2 separate regions of the Homo sapiens genome follow, and region 2 is linked to region 1. A link is a contact called in ENCODE Hi-C or POLR2A ChIA-PET data. All regions are on one chromosome and are shown on one strand. Each heading gives the region's core, a stretch centred on a gene start or an enhancer-like site at or near the end of the contact. The rest is flanking DNA. Distances are from core to core; before and after follow the strand shown.

Evidence for each region. Hi-C counts contacts between places; a loop is a spot of excess contacts on that map. ChIA-PET counts read pairs that join two places held with the same protein, here RNA polymerase II (POLR2A). Pooled maps may share reads with other maps.
Region 2: a loop to region 1 is called in a pooled map, with 8 times the contacts of the local background. The contact joins two enhancer-like sites. A Hi-C loop is called at or near these places in 7 of 37 single-sample maps with no recorded cell type and 12 of 50 pooled maps. POLR2A ChIA-PET finds 5 or more read pairs at or near these places in 4 of 52 experiments (activated CD4-positive, alpha-beta T cell, activated CD4-positive, alpha-beta memory T cell, activated T-cell and 1 more).

The regions. Positions count from the first base shown.
Region 1 is chr7:106,483,315-106,486,024 of GRCh38, reverse strand. No RefSeq gene overlaps it. Among named protein-coding and RNA genes, the nearest start is that of CTB-30L5.1, 110 kb to the left of the region's middle. Within about 2 kb of position 1,349, at least 5 of the 41 ENCODE cell types and tissues checked have a DNase peak (open chromatin) inside an H3K27ac peak, as active enhancers do.
Region 2 is chr7:106,416,844-106,419,739 of GRCh38, reverse strand. No RefSeq gene overlaps it. Among named protein-coding and RNA genes, the nearest start is that of NAMPT-AS1, 130 kb to the right of the region's middle. Within about 2 kb of position 1,504, at least 7 of the 41 ENCODE cell types and tissues checked have a DNase peak (open chromatin) inside an H3K27ac peak, as active enhancers do.

The DNA.
Region 1 (2,710 bases), core at 100-2,599:
GTGAACATAACCATAAATGTAGAAGTAAGCTTACCCATCTAGGGACAGATATCCATGAGACAGTGTGACAAATCAAATAAAGTGGAGAAAAAAATGAGACTGATCATGAGAAGGGGTGGAGAGTTTGGGGCAAGTGATGTTGGTCTGAAAACCATGGAGAAAGCTTATCTCAGGCAGAAACTTGAAGAAGTTTCAATTGTGATAGAAGAGTCTTCTGGGAAAAGTGACTTGAAGTAGCCGTGCGCTAGACACAAGGATGCACTGCCCAGCTCCCCCATCAGTGAAGCCTCATTGCCCCAGCTCCTGAGAATGTCATGGGCCAACAGCCTTCAACTGTCAGCCCCTTTATGGATTGTCCCCTCTGCAGAAACCTACCTCCTCCAATGTCACACCCTTTCCCAGGGTGGCCTGCATCCAATGACTGATCAGTGTGGCGACTTCAGTTAGCAAATAAGCTGCCACATGTCTAGGACCTTAAAGATGTAAATGGCAACTTCTGTACTGCATTCTAGAGGTGTTGAGGTCCCCTGCACAGCAGCAAGTGCATAGAGCACTAAGTTGTCTGAGCTGAGGAGGGGCGTGTGTACTGGAAGGCCACAGCTGGAGGCCTGGCAGTGGACTAGAAGCTTTCTCAGCAACTCTCCATTTATTAAGGTCAATGACACTAGGGTTGTCTGTGCTCAGGGCTCAAAAAGACTTGGAGTGACAAGGCTGAAACATTCACTTGCTGACCAATCTAGCTCCAACTTCTGGAACAAATCAATGTTGCATGACAAAGATTCTAATTTTAGCTTCATACATTTTTCTCTGTGAATATATGTGGTTGTTTATTACCATTACTAATTTAACATCCAGTGACATGAAGGAAAGAAACAATGAGTCAGACACCATCTGTGTGCATCCTGAGCAATTAGTTTCTTTGAAACCAGAGGCAGAGAAACAGGTTGGTTTTAAAATCTGCTCATGAACTTGTGGGGACACTTTTGTCTGGTTTGCAATCACATTTGTGCCTGGTAGCCCGAAACAGTAAAGCTTGGGATTTGTCCACTCTTCAAGGTGATATAAGTTTGAGAGGAGAATGTCTTCACATTCAAACTCTCCTCTATTGCTGAAGAATCTAAATTGCTTCTGTCAGGCAACCTGAATTCTACCATCACTTCCTGGGCACTTGAAGATAAACTGTTTGTAGTTCACAGCTCTAGGTCCTAAAAGACTTTGCTATTAGCAGAGCCTCTTGTGCAATCTTCACTCCCTTTTGTGTGTAGCTGCATAAAGTTAATAATAAATTACAAAATTGGTCACGTGGAGGCTGGCCACAGCCAGTTCCAAGTTACAATTCAGCTTACTGCCACCTTCATTTCCACCCTGGCTTTGCCTCATCAGTGGTGCTGTGATGAAATTAAGGATGACTTTAGGAAGACATAGGATGATGGAAAAATAGGAATTCAGTGGTTTTTTGTTGCTTTCTTACAACAATAAAAAGTTTAGCAGGCAGAGGAATCCTTTTGTTTTCATCTAATTTTTCTTAAGTTCTCCTTAAGTTAGTCAACATACTTCATCAGAAAAAATAATAGTAAAAGAAGCAATTTATCAATACTTCACCAAGTGGATGTTGAGTATCTGAATAATATCTGCTGAGGAGGAATGAGGACTGCAAGCTTATTTTTTTTTTTTTAAGATGGAGTTTCACTCTTGTTGCCCAGGCTGGAGTGCAGTGGCATGATCTCTGCTCACTGCAACCTCTGCCTCCTGGGTTCAAGCGATTCTCCTGCCTCAGCCTCCCTAGTAGCTGGGACTACAGGCACGCGCCACCATGCCCACCTAATTTTTGTATTTTTAGTAGTGACGGGGTTTCACCATGTTGGCCAGTATGGTCTCAATCTCTTGACCTCGTGATCCACCCGCCTCAGCCTCCCAAAATGCTGGGATTACAGGCATGCAAGCATACTATTTTTAAGAGAATGAATCAGTCATTGTGGTAAACATTGGTGCTGCTCTCCAGTATTTCTGGCTACCCTCTCCTTTTGGACACTTGGGAGGGCTGCACTTCCCCACTCTTTGAGGCTAGGTGTGGACCTACAATTTGCTTCAGTCAATTAAGTAAAAGTACAAGTCATGTATACTACTTCCAGGTGGACACATTCAACAGACAATATGCGAGTTTCCATGCTTGCTTTTTTTCCTGCTATGACAAATGAGGTATCTTGGTGAAACAGTGACATCATAAGATGGTTTGGAGTAATTCTGTGACTGGAGCAGAGCCCATCACCAATTATCACTGGACATATAGTGGGAATGATAAATATTTATTGTGTTAAGCCACAGAGTTGTTTTATTCTTTTTATTTTTTCTTTTCCTGTAGCTAACCTTGCCTATCCTAGCTAAACTAACTAGTGTAACACTAAGCAGACCCAGAGAAAAGATCAATTTTGACATCTGGGGATCACACAATAAAAAAGTCTTCTTGCTACTTGGTCAACAAGCCTCGTTCTCTCTAAGATTTTTTTTGTGCCTCACTTTTATATGACAAAGGATAGCCAAAGATCACCAAATATTTGAAAAAGCCTCCAATTTGAGAGGCCAAGTGCAAAGTAAATAGAAAAAAAAAAAGTCATTTAGTAAAAAATACAAGTAATTCATGTAGCAGGATTTAAAAAATCTATCATATTTTCAGAAAGATAAATATATTTATCAATGAAAAAACAGTGAA
Region 2 (2,896 bases), core at 255-2,754, 66 kb after region 1:
ACTCCCTAAGAAATATCGGAAAAGGCTTTGTGCTTTTGCAGACTTTTCAGAAATATCATCCAGGCAGTGAGCAATTGAAGACTATTGCACAACCTGAAACCCTTGGAATTAGACTGGAAGCTCTGAGAGCCTCAATGGCTTCCCGGCCTCTTTTGTGTCCGGCATCCTTATAGGAGAGCACTGGGGGCCTCGATCACAGAAGCCGTATGCCTCACGAAGGACAATACCAACCCCTGCCCCCTGAGTCAGGTCTGTGCTTTAATCCCTTCTATTCCCAGCATTTAACATAATCTATGTGAAAATTAACTGGCAGCAATCATAGATTTCTGAGGAAAGAGTGAGAAATTTAAATGCAGAGCTTAGTTGAGGGTATAGCAAGTGGAAAACCCAAAAACCAACTGGTGCCAGGTGTTGAAGTGCATATACACAGAGCCCTTCTTGGAAGGTAAGAGGGTTGCAGAGTTGTCATGCCAGACCCCTATTGACCCCAATAGGGATGGCATCCCCAATAGGATGTTTGAGAGGCTGAAGAAGAGACCCAGAGCCTGCAAATGAGACACAGAGCTTATTGAGGGGACTTACATACAGGACACTGTCCTGGTGGCAGTGGTCTGGACAGAAGAACCACTAACTTCTTGTAAAAAGCATGCAGTTTATATAGTATTTTTAGTTAGCACCCTCCCCCTGGTAACCTCCACCTGGCAACCTTCATTTAACCCAAAACAAAGGGTCTTGATCCCCTGTATGGTCTGCATTCCATGGGCTGGCCTGTAGGTTTAGATGTTTCTCATAGAATGAATCTTTGGACTGGCCATTTCTGGATTTCTTCACTTGGAAATCCAAACACACATTCTTTTTAGACCATAGGGTCATTCTCAGGGTATGCTTAAGTTATTACTCTCGGTGCATCTGTCACACAAGAGTAACTGAACAAAGGAAGCCCTAATTATGTAGAGATTTCTCCTTGAGGAGCTGGAAGAACCCAGTTGGAGAAGTGCGTGTGACCACAGGCATTTTGTGGCTGAAGGCTGTGGGGTTAGAAGAGAGTGATTCCCTAGATTTCTAAACAGAAGAGTCAGGCTCTAGGACAGGTGCTTAGTTCTCTTTGTTCTATTTGATTAAATGAATATGAATAAACAAATTAGGCCAGTAGACTTCCATTGGAGGCTTGGTTCAACCACATGCACTCCTGCCTCAAAAACATTACTTTCCCTTTTCACTCGTCTGGAATTCTTCTCCCACAGATCTTCACATGGCTCAATTCCTGAAAAGTTCACCAGGAACTCTCCACCTCATCACCTTCATTTTCCCTGAACCATTTATCATTATTCGAAATATTTATTTTTAATTTACTTATCATTGATCTTATGTTCCTGAGAGCACAGACTGTTCTGTTTGTGTGAAGCAATGTTGCAGAGCCTGTCAGTGTCTGACCTAGCAGTTTTGTTAAATGAATGGCATAAGTGAATAAACCAGGAAACTGAAGTTTTGTAACTATGATGCAAGTGTTACCACTTGGAACACAGGAAATTCAGCAAACAGTTTATTCATTGTTTGTGGTGTGAACTAACTAGTTACACTGCTTTTTGGGGTCACTTAATTATCTTAGAATTTCTCAGGGACTGAAGCATGTCTATATATTTATAAAACAAATGTAAGACATGATATATTAATGAATTAATGTGTGCACATAAGTTCACTGGAAAATAAGCCATATCAGAATAGTTTCTTAGTAATATGTTTACAAAAAACAGCTTAATATGAATGTTCAACCAAAAGTGTGAAATAAATCAACGAATTTGTTACTTCATTTTTAGAAATATAAATTTCTGCTTCTCCCTGGTTTTTCTAAGTTTCCAAATAACCACTTGGTTTGCAGCAACCTGAATAATTTAAATGGGGCCTTTTTGAGTACACATCATTGTGAGATGTCAGTCACAGCTGAGATTCAGATACAGCCTCCAAGAAAACAAACAAAAAACACATACATATACCCGGAGGAGTATTCCAATAAGTCACAACCGGGGGATAAGCCAAACAATGAGTGTCACAAAGAGATTAGGATCCAAGATATCCTAGGTCCTTTTTCCTTCTCTATTCATGAGCCTGTTATACAGACACAGCCCCAGAGATAGACACTCCAGAGACTTCAAGCTGTAGGTTATCAGGGCCAATGTGAGCTTAACCTCATCTCAACTGTCCTCAGCAGAAGCCCAAGGGCATGTGGTGTTTATTAAATGCTGTTTGATCAAGACGCTGAAGGGACGGGCAGGTGCTTTGTGTTGGCCAGGCTGTGATTCATCCAAATTCGACTCATCAGGAAGAGCTTGACAAATCTGATAGCAACATCCCATCCCCCACCCTTTGCAACTGTCCCAAAGTCTTTAAGTTATTTTGCACAAAGCAAGACCCAGTGAGGGGATCACGTTTGAAAAACAGAGTTGCACTGGGTAGGTCTGTGAGTTTGCTGCTTTTTTGATTGAGTGCCTTCCCCAACGCACTTCTAATGTTAGAGGATAGAGCGCTGGACTAACAGAACAGTAAGGAAACTGCAAAATCTGATTCAAACCTTGCCCAAATCCTTGGCTGACTGCTAAACTACACAAGTTGAGGGGTGACCCTGGGAAGCAGGCTAAAAATAAATGGCTTAAAGCTGAAAGAACTGAACAGAGATACCAGCTGTTGTACAGTATAAGGTGAGATAGTTTGAGTCCAAGCAACTCCAGGCAGCAAATACAACAATAAAAAAATTGGTCCTCAGAAGAACATAACAGTATAGAGTTGCTACAAAGTATCATCAAATTTTTCAGTTTTCATCCAAAACTCTTTAGGCCTGCCAATAACAGGAGGGTTTGACCCATACTCAGGAAAAAAGTAATACATAGAAACTCAGAGT